Regions from separate parts of the Homo sapiens genome. Here region 1 is linked to region 2. A link is a contact called in ENCODE Hi-C data. All regions are on one chromosome and are shown on one strand. The core of a region is the stretch at or near the end of the contact, and the rest is flanking DNA. Distances in the headings are between cores, read along the strand shown.

Region 1 (4,484 bases), core at 938-3,437, 380 kb before region 2:
AGGTATTCAGGCTGCCTTTCACAACCCAAATTTCATTAAATAGACTTTTAAGGGTTAGGATTACAAGAAGCCAAGTCCGCCTGGTTCATAATGATGATTTATGGCTGTGTTGTCGACTCCCTGACCCTTCTGTACAAGGGGATAGAGAAAATACATAATTTGTTGCTCATTCACTCTAAAATCTGTCAAGGCTGCCCCAGAAGCCATGTGGTCCTGGAGTCATGTGTCTGCTAAATGGCTTCAGCCTGGCCCTCTCCTTAAAAATCTGCAATTGCTCTTCTGCAGTGGAAATTGGTTTTAATAACAATAGAAATGATAAAATTATCTCAGTGTAGTCTGCTGTGGGTCTTTGAGCTTAAGAGTCAGAATACCTGGGCTCTACTCTTAACTCTGTCACTTACTGGCCTCAAATCCTTCAGAAAAGTCACTGTCTCCCAGAGCCTTAGTATCTCCATCTGTAGAATGGAATATCTTCTTCACAGAGAAGATTCAATGAAACTACAGTACAAAATAAATGTAAGAGATGGCTGCTGTTAACATTATTATTAGGAATTTGAGGTACTGCAAAATGTTCTTTTCATCTCCTTGTTTTCCCTTGAGTGAAGGAAACATTTTACTTTGCAATTTACTATCTTAAGACTGTGACACTAAAAATGGAAGTTTTAGAGATGGGACATTAGAGCTGAAAAGAATCCCTGAATTGTAATCAAACCCCGTCTCCCTAAAGTAACTGGAGCAGAAAGGTGACTCATCTGAGATTAATCAGTAAATTCATAAAAGAGATGCTAATTTGCATTGGAAACTCACATGTTCTTTCTCAGCATCAAACAGGAAATCGTGTTGACTGATCCTCAGGCCACACCTGCTTAGAAACAGTTCCTTAATCTGTAGCAGTGTCTGGTTCAGGGAACCAGAGAGCAATCTGAGGTCAGGGATTTTATCTGGGGCCTTGGTTCTGCTCCCTGCTTCTGGTGTCATCTCTGAGCAAGTAACTTTCCTCTGCCATTGCTTATTACCTGTGCTTGGTTGGCAGGCTAGTGGTGGATGGTGGACGTAGCCCAGGAAAGTTGAGAATAAATGTCATTGCAGTTATGAAGTCATAAATCAGAGTCTAGCACCCTCGTTTTGCAAATGCAGAAACCAATTTATCCCAAATTCACTAAACAAGTAGGGACTTGAACCTCGGCTACTTGACTCCTAGTTCAGTGCTCTTCCTCCTGCATAAAAAATCTCATATGACTTATAAATAAGGAAGAATAAAAAAGATTAAGAGAACATGATTGTGGTAATAAACATCTGGAACTTGTTTGCCTGTGAGGTTACATAGGGTAAATGTATAAACAGGTTCAAAAGGGGAATTAGATCATGAATGGTAGGAAAGAATGCTGGGCAGGGAGTCAGTGCACCTGGGTTTAATCTTTAGATGGGAGCTAATTTGGACCTAAGTTTCTTCTAAATATAATGGTCCCTTTCATTAATGACTTGCCATGCTTCCTGGAGTTTAATCTCTGCAACGTGTTATCAAAGCATTCTTGGTAATGTTGAGGGGATACTTCCAATTTTGTAATAAGGCAACTCTGAGGACTACCGTCCTGCTCCCTTTCCTTCATTTGTTCCTTCAACTGATAGTCTTTGAGCATCTATGCAGGGTCCCATACTAGTTTTGCTCTCTCAGGAAACGGCTATGCCAAGATGCTGGCTAGAGTGGCCTTTGCCTATGTTCCTCTAATACAGAATTGTACTCAATATGTTCTGGGAAAACAAAATGTAGCTCTTATATATAAAGCATTTATGAACACAGAGTCACTGTGTCAATGTTGGCAGTGATAATAGCTGTTCTCACTGCTGCACCTGTTTGTCCCTGGGCCCAGCTGGTGTTTCCTTCCTACGTGGTCGTCCTCCCCCAGACTTTGGAGCCCTTGAGGACCTTGATCAGACCTCATGCCTTGATGCTTTCCTCCACTGTAAAAGAATATTGGGAGCCTTTGCAAAGGAGTGTCCGGATATGCCAGACTATTGCTTCCCTTGTGGCTGTGCACATGCTCTCTTCCCTCTGAAAGGGCAAGTGTAACTCATCATCCTGCCCTGGGAGGAAGTGTGAAGGGACTTTTGTGGTGAGTGATGAGTTGACCATCACTGTCTCTGGGCTGTGGTTACAAGCAGGAAGTGGCCATGGCTGGGCTGTGGAGTTAAGACAAAGGCAGCAGGGTGTGTGGTTGTGCACATCATAGGCATTTACCTTACAGAACATCAGCTGTCCCCCATCCTTAATGTAAATGATGTCACTATATCTATCTTGAGCATCAGGATTTCGTGACATAAAGAATATAAAAGCAATGTCTGGTATATAATAGGTAATCAGTAATTGGTGGATTATTTTCAGTAGTGATAAATCTCCTCTAAGCATCATATCATAGATACAGTATGAAAATCAAGAAAGATTTGAGAAGGATCGTCAGGCTCAGAGAAGACAGCACAGGCTGACTGGAGGAAATTCACAAACACTGAAGGGCATCGTACTACAAGTTTCTTAGTTGTTAGACTGGTATTCTATTCATCACACTCTGCTTCTAAAAAGTAAAAGCATCACTTTCTGTGATCCAGGTCATTTCCCATTCATGTTATCCTATTTGAACCAACAACTGCAAAGGTGAGCAGCCTCCTTTTATGGAGCAGAAGGCCAAAGCTTGGAGGATGTAGATTATTGCTGAAGGATACCAGATTGGTGGCAGAGTCTGAATTCCCCAGGACTTAACCATGGTGTGTCCAGCTCTTCTTACAGAAACTCTCACCATGGCCAATGTCAGCACAAGGCTGAGGCCCTTACTAGAGTCAGGTCATTGTTGGTGATCCTTTACCCCAAATCTCAGAATCTCGAGATTTGCTCAGACCCTGTGACATCATAGCTACCCTTTACCTTGTCGTTGATTCTTCATTTAGTATTTCTTTTCTATAGTTAAGTTCTTGTCTCTCCCTTAAAAAAAAAGATACACACACACACACACACACACACACATACACATATATACATATAAATATATTTGGTTGTATATTTTTGTTGTTACAAAGGGGCTTAAAACACCCAACTATATTAGCGCTTTGATCTTTTCTTCTGTGCATATTTGTGTCTGTATATTTCATAAATAGAAAATTAGGACACTCCTTTGCAAATACTGAATATTCTCCTGTGTTGTTGAATATCCGTTACGGCATCAGTGTTGATGATGAATCTTGATACTGCCTAATTCCCCTGTTGGATTCCTTTTAGATCATCACGGGGGAATTCTACCGGATCTATTACCTGAAGAAGTCGCGGTCGACGATTCAGAACCCCTACGTGGCAGCACTCTATAAGCAAGTGGGCTGCTTCCTCTTTGGCTGTGCCATCAGCCAGTCTTTCACAGACATTGCCAAAGTGTCCATAGGGCGCCTGCGTCCTCACTTCTTGAGTGTCTGCAACCCTGATTTCAGCCAGATCAACTGCTCTGAAGGCTACATTCAGAACTACAGATGCAGAGGTGATGACAGCAAAGTCCAGGAAGCCAGGTGAGACACCACCTCCGCATGGCCAGAGCCTGGACCCCTTTCATACAGTGCAGTTCAGTGAGCACTTACTAGCTGGGCCCTGGTTTAGATGGGTGAATAAGGCATAGTTCCTATTCTTGAGGAACTCACAGTCAGATGATTGAGACAGATATGTAAATCAATACTTCCGATATAGCATGGGTAGGTACATTCATTCATTCATTCTTTTGTTTATTCATGAATTCATAGGTGCCTGCTATGTTCCAGGCATGGGTCCAAAGCACTACCAAGGATGCAAAAATGAACAGGGCCTAGTGCCTGCTCTCAAGGTTACAGTCTAGGGAGGGAAGACAGACAGACAAGTGTGTATCAGGGATGTGAATACGGCCCTTTCATGGCCCTCTCTTGCTCTTGCAGGAAGTCCTTCTTCTCTGGCCATGCCTCCTTCTCCATGTACACTATGCTGTATTTGGTGGTAAGTACCCACCCTTTGATTTGAGCAGTGCTCAGTTCCAGCTTCGATCCCTTCTGATATGATAGCCCTCAAAATAGTTTAGGGGCATGCCATCACTGTGAAATCCTTGAAAAAGAGGTTAGCTAGAAAAGTTAGGTTTAATTCTGAGCGCTGCCACTGCCTTAGCAGAAGTTATTTTACTTTCTAGTTTTTTCCCCCATTTTTCAAATAAAAATAGTATTTGCCATAGCTGCTTGATAAGCATTGTGGACACATTTTGGAATTTTAAAGTGATAAAGACACTTGTATTAGGTTGGTGCAAGAGTAATTGAGGTTTTTGCCGTTACAAAAACCCCTGGACTACATTACTTAAATGGCAAAAACCACTTACTCTTGCACCACCCTAAATATAACATTTTAGGGTACAAACACTGTTTTCTGAAAATCTATGGTGGGAAAAGATTGCTAAGTAAGTCTCAGAAAATTAAAGTGAACTGCCAAAATG
Region 2 (4,531 bases), core at 1,748-4,247:
ATTTAAGAAAAAATAGTGGCTCCCTTTCACTTGCTTCTCATATTCATTTTGCATTTATTATGTTGTATTATAATTGTGACCTCTTCGAAGGGCAGAGACTAGGCATGCTTTGTAATTGAATTGTTATAGTGATACAGTCCTATTTTCATTCCTTGATATCTCCTAGAGTGTATGGCAAGACAAGCGTGCTCAATAAAAGTTTCTGGAGCAGATGAAATATTTATTTCCGTGCCCCACTCTTACAGATGAGAAGGTGGCACTCAAAGAAGCTTGATGACTTAACCAGATCCTCAGTGAAATCCTTTAGGGCAAAACCATGTTTAATTTATCTTCATACTTCCAATGCCCATCACAGCACCTGGCATGTATTAGACAATCAATATATGTATTGTATTGAATTGTAAAGGAATTCTGAAGACCACAAATCTACTTAGTGTCAGGGCTAGGGCTATAAACATGTATTGGCATTTAAAATCTCAGGCTATAGTAAGATTAAATTGTAACCAAGATGTTCAAGGTATTAAAAAAAGAGGTAACATGACGACATCTCTTAAAGTTTAGTTTTGGCAGATAGTTCTTATCTATTCTTCCTTTTTACCGGATATCCCTTTTTATTGTCCTGTCCAAATCATACAACACTTAAAATATGTGCTTGGCTTAACACTGAGCAAGCCATTTCCTTTCTTTTTGATAAATATTCCAGATTGTGAAAAAAAAATTGCCTTAAGTAGCAATTCTACAATGAGATTTATTCAGGAGAGGACATCTATAAAAAGTTTTTTCATGTTTCCCGGATAACTTGGGAACCTATGTTTTCTGAAAATACTGGATATACACAGATGCTAAGAAATGTCTCAAGTGAGCAGAGTAAAATACAATGGTTATAGATGCTAGAACTGCAAGGGGCATCAGAAGGAAAAATGAATTATTTTGCTATGTTACCTCCTGCACACCAGAGGGCTCTGCACAAATTGTGGTTGCCTGCTTTTCTACTTGGAGATTACAGGTTTAGTTAAGAGACTGGTAATCTTTCTGTAAAGGGCCAGGCAATAAATATTTTAGTCTTTGCCCATCAGCTGATCTCTGTTGCAACAACTTGACTCTGCTGCTTTTACATGAAAGCAACCATGGACTACGTGCATATGAATACGTGGCTGTGTTCCAATAAAACTTTAGTTATGAGCCCTGATCTTTGAATTTCACATGACTTTCATGTACCATAAAATGGCATTGTTATTTTAAAATTTTTTAACCGTTTAAAAATGTAAAACTTCTTAGCTCACAGGCTATTCAAAAACAGGCAGGCCAAATTCAGTTTGTGGGCTACAGTTTACTGACTCCAGGTCCAGTTAAATAATAGTAATAATAATAATAATAATAACAACAACTTCCATTTGATGAATCCCTATCTTGTGACAAGCACTATATACATTTTACCACTCATTTTTCAGGTGAGGTGGTAAACAAACATTCAGAGAGGTTAATTTGGTCAATGTCACAAAGCAAGTAAGTAGAAGAGCTGAGAACCAAATGCAGATTTGTCAGTCATGGAATCCATGCTTTTCACCATTATGCCATGCTGCCTCTTAATTTAAAATATGCAGTTTTACAAAACTTACTGATCAAATTGTGGCTCATATTTGCAGGCTTTTGTTAATAGGGCACTCTAGAAGGAGTTAAGATGAGATTCAAGTGTTGGTACCAGCAATGCCAATAATTCCCCATGTGACTTTGAGGAAAGCTCTCGAGTTTTCTGAGTCCTCTCAACCATAAGACAAAGGGATTGGAAGAGGGTATAGTGATTTTCAAGGGCAGTGGCAATTTTGTCCCTCAGGGACACTTTGTAATATCTAAAAACATTCTTGCCTTCATTTGCCACTGATAACTTGCAGGAGTGTGCTATTGACTTCTAGTAGGTAGAGCCCACGGATGGTACTAAACATCCCACAATGCACAAAACAACTCTTCCCCCTCCACCCCACCCACACACACAACAAAGAATTATCCAGTCCAAAATGTCAATAATGCTTAGATTGAGAAACCATGGACTAAGGTTTGAGGAGCTAATGTACCAATTATCTCCTCAATTTCTAAGAACTTGAATTTTTTTATTCATTTCATGAATTCATTTGGATTCATTTAATTAAAATCCAACTCATTTCTCCTCTGTGAATCATAGATTCCTTTTTTATAAAACAAGAGGATTAAACAATATAATCCCAGAGATTCTTTCCAGCTTTAAAAAGTTCAAGCGTATGATTAATAGGGTAATATTAAAAATAAATGTTGTGCTATTAATTCCAAGATAACACGAGTCATTTTTATACTTTTGTCTCATTAACTAGTGCTGCCCAACTCCCTCATCCTCACAGGGCAAAGTTTGTAAATTTGAAGTTCATGGCCTGAACTCAGCCTGCAGATGTGTTTTGTTTGGCCAATAGAGTGTATTAGAACTTTGAGAGTTAGTGGCCAACATTTAAAAGACTGGATATTTCCAATCAACATCCACATTTCCAGATTTTTTTTTTTTTAAATCATAAGATCTAGCAACTCTGGACTTGATTCTTGCATGGCAATGGCTAGCTGAGGCTGAATAAAGCTATTTCTTTAGATGAGGCCTAGTTCTCCTTTAACCAGACTTCATAGCTCACAAATTTGAACTATACCTGGCCATCTTCATTTATTTATATGACTTCTGTCCCTACCTGCCTGGCTCCTCAAGGTAGCTGAATTTGCTCCTCCTGTCCTAGAATTCTCCATGTGCTCATGGAATGCCCAGAAATGCACACGGTGGGCACTTAGAATTGTGGAATTTTAGAATAAATGAAATACATGTTAAACCCTGCAATTGAGTCTAAGTAAACAAGAGGATAGGAACAGGATGAGGAGAACAGTCTTTGCAGCAGCTTGTAAAAACATCTTAAGAGTTTTAACGGACAGTATGAGGCAATGGTGTTCTGTGCCTGCCAACTAGCTAATGTGATCCCTGGCTATATTATTAAGAGTGCAACATTCTGATGGGACATAGGGCAGTCCTGCTCTTCTCTCTGCTGCTCAGATGCATTTGACTCATCATGATTATTTCTTGGCACTACACTTGAAGTGAAGTGATTTTAACAAGGAGTTGAACAATGAATTGGTGAGATGGCTTAGAATCTCTTCACTGGAGTGAGATTTGAAGAAGCTGGGGCCACTGATTCTGGAGAAGAGAGGGCTCATGAGGCACAGGTGAAACTTTTCAAATGTTAGCATAGGTGTCCTGAGGAGGAGGTACAGATAAGCACCATGACCTTCAACACACGCTTCCACCCCTCTCTTTGAGCTTCAGTTTTCTCATTTTTATAATAAGGGGATTTGATTTTTAATCCCCTGAATAAAAATTAATCTTGAATAAAGCTATATAGCTACGCAAAATAAATGAATTTACAGCTGCTTTGGTTGGGGGGTTTAGGAGGCCTAGAGCCTCGACTACTTAGCTCTTCTTTTCAGCCCTACAAGTTTCACAACTGAGAGAGCTCTCCAGAGCCATGGAGTTTGAAAAACCCTGATCTAGATTTCTAAAATTGCTACTAATTCCAAAGCTTTTATATATCACTCAGCCTGTGTTTTCTGGCTGTGAAACAACAAGGAAGGCTTTTGGAATAAGCTTAGGGATGAGATGCACTATCAAAGGCAGGGATGGGGAATAGAGAGTCCCAGTGAAAGAAACAGTAAGAGTCATGGAGAACTACACAGACTGGCTGAAACCTACTTTGCTTAAAGTGAGTCAATCCCCACTCCATGACAACTGTCTACTAACAAATGATGATGGCAGCTTTGTCTTTGTTTCTTTAGATGCTTTTGAAGTCTGGCTCTTGTCGACAGTGTGGTTTTCTCTTTAACACCAAGTCCACCTCCCCACCCCCTTGCATTTTGTGGTTGTCATGCAGTTTGAGGATTACCCCAGTGCAGGAGGTGGGTCCCCATTGGGTTAAGCAGTCATGGTGATCCATCTTTCTTCACAGTGATTGGTTCAGGAGCCCAGGCCCCAGCCAATCAAAGTGTTTAGAATCCCTGTAATGAGGATTGTTAAGGAATGAATGTATCACCCAGCTTGGGCAATGAGAGCTGCAAGGGGATGTTGGCTGAGGCACCCTTTAGGAAACGTTTCTTCATTTGTAAGAAAGAAGCAAATGAAGAGATAGTTTCTGTCTTCCTCTGGATATTGGAATGTGGTCATGTGTGCACTAATGGCCTAGAGTTGCTGCAGCCATTTTAGTGATAGCCTGAATAGAAAGTTGGCCTGTGGAGAAAGACTGAGTCAAAAGAACTTCAGGACAGTGGAGCCGTCAAATCTGAAACCTGCTGACCTTCTGGACTCGTAGGCATGTAAGCCAATAACTTCCCTTCTTTCCTCATTATCTTAGCCAGTTTCATTTAGGTTTTCTGCTTCTTTAAGCTTAATGAATCTCAACTGATACACCAGCTCTTCCAAGCCAGAAAGGTTTCCTTTCGATGACGGTGCATGGGAGTAGTGAGTCATGTTGAAGAA

The links. A loop is a pair of places that touch in the nucleus more often than their neighbours do. Pooled maps may share reads with other maps.
Region 1: a pooled map shows a loop between it and region 2 (3-fold over the local background). The contact joins two enhancer-like sites. A Hi-C loop is called at or near these places in 1 of 168 maps with a recorded cell type or tissue (PC-9), 21 of 37 single-sample maps with no recorded cell type and 4 of 50 pooled maps.

What each region holds. Positions count from the first base shown.
Region 1 is chr1:56,523,339-56,527,822 of GRCh38, reverse strand. PLPP3 (phospholipid phosphatase 3) reads left to right here. Exons shown (of 6, transcript NM_003713.5): 3 at 3,269-3,546; 4 at 3,943-4,000. Among named protein-coding and RNA genes, the nearest start is that of PLPP3, 54 kb to the left of the region's middle. RefSeq lists an enhancer at 1,813-2,092. Within about 2 kb of position 2,187, at least 7 of the 41 ENCODE cell types and tissues checked have a DNase peak (open chromatin) inside an H3K27ac peak, as active enhancers do.
Region 2 is chr1:56,145,102-56,149,632 of GRCh38, reverse strand. No RefSeq gene overlaps it. Among named protein-coding and RNA genes, the nearest start is that of LINC01755, 200 kb to the right of the region's middle. Within about 2 kb of position 2,997, at least 2 of the 41 ENCODE cell types and tissues checked have a DNase peak (open chromatin) inside an H3K27ac peak, as active enhancers do.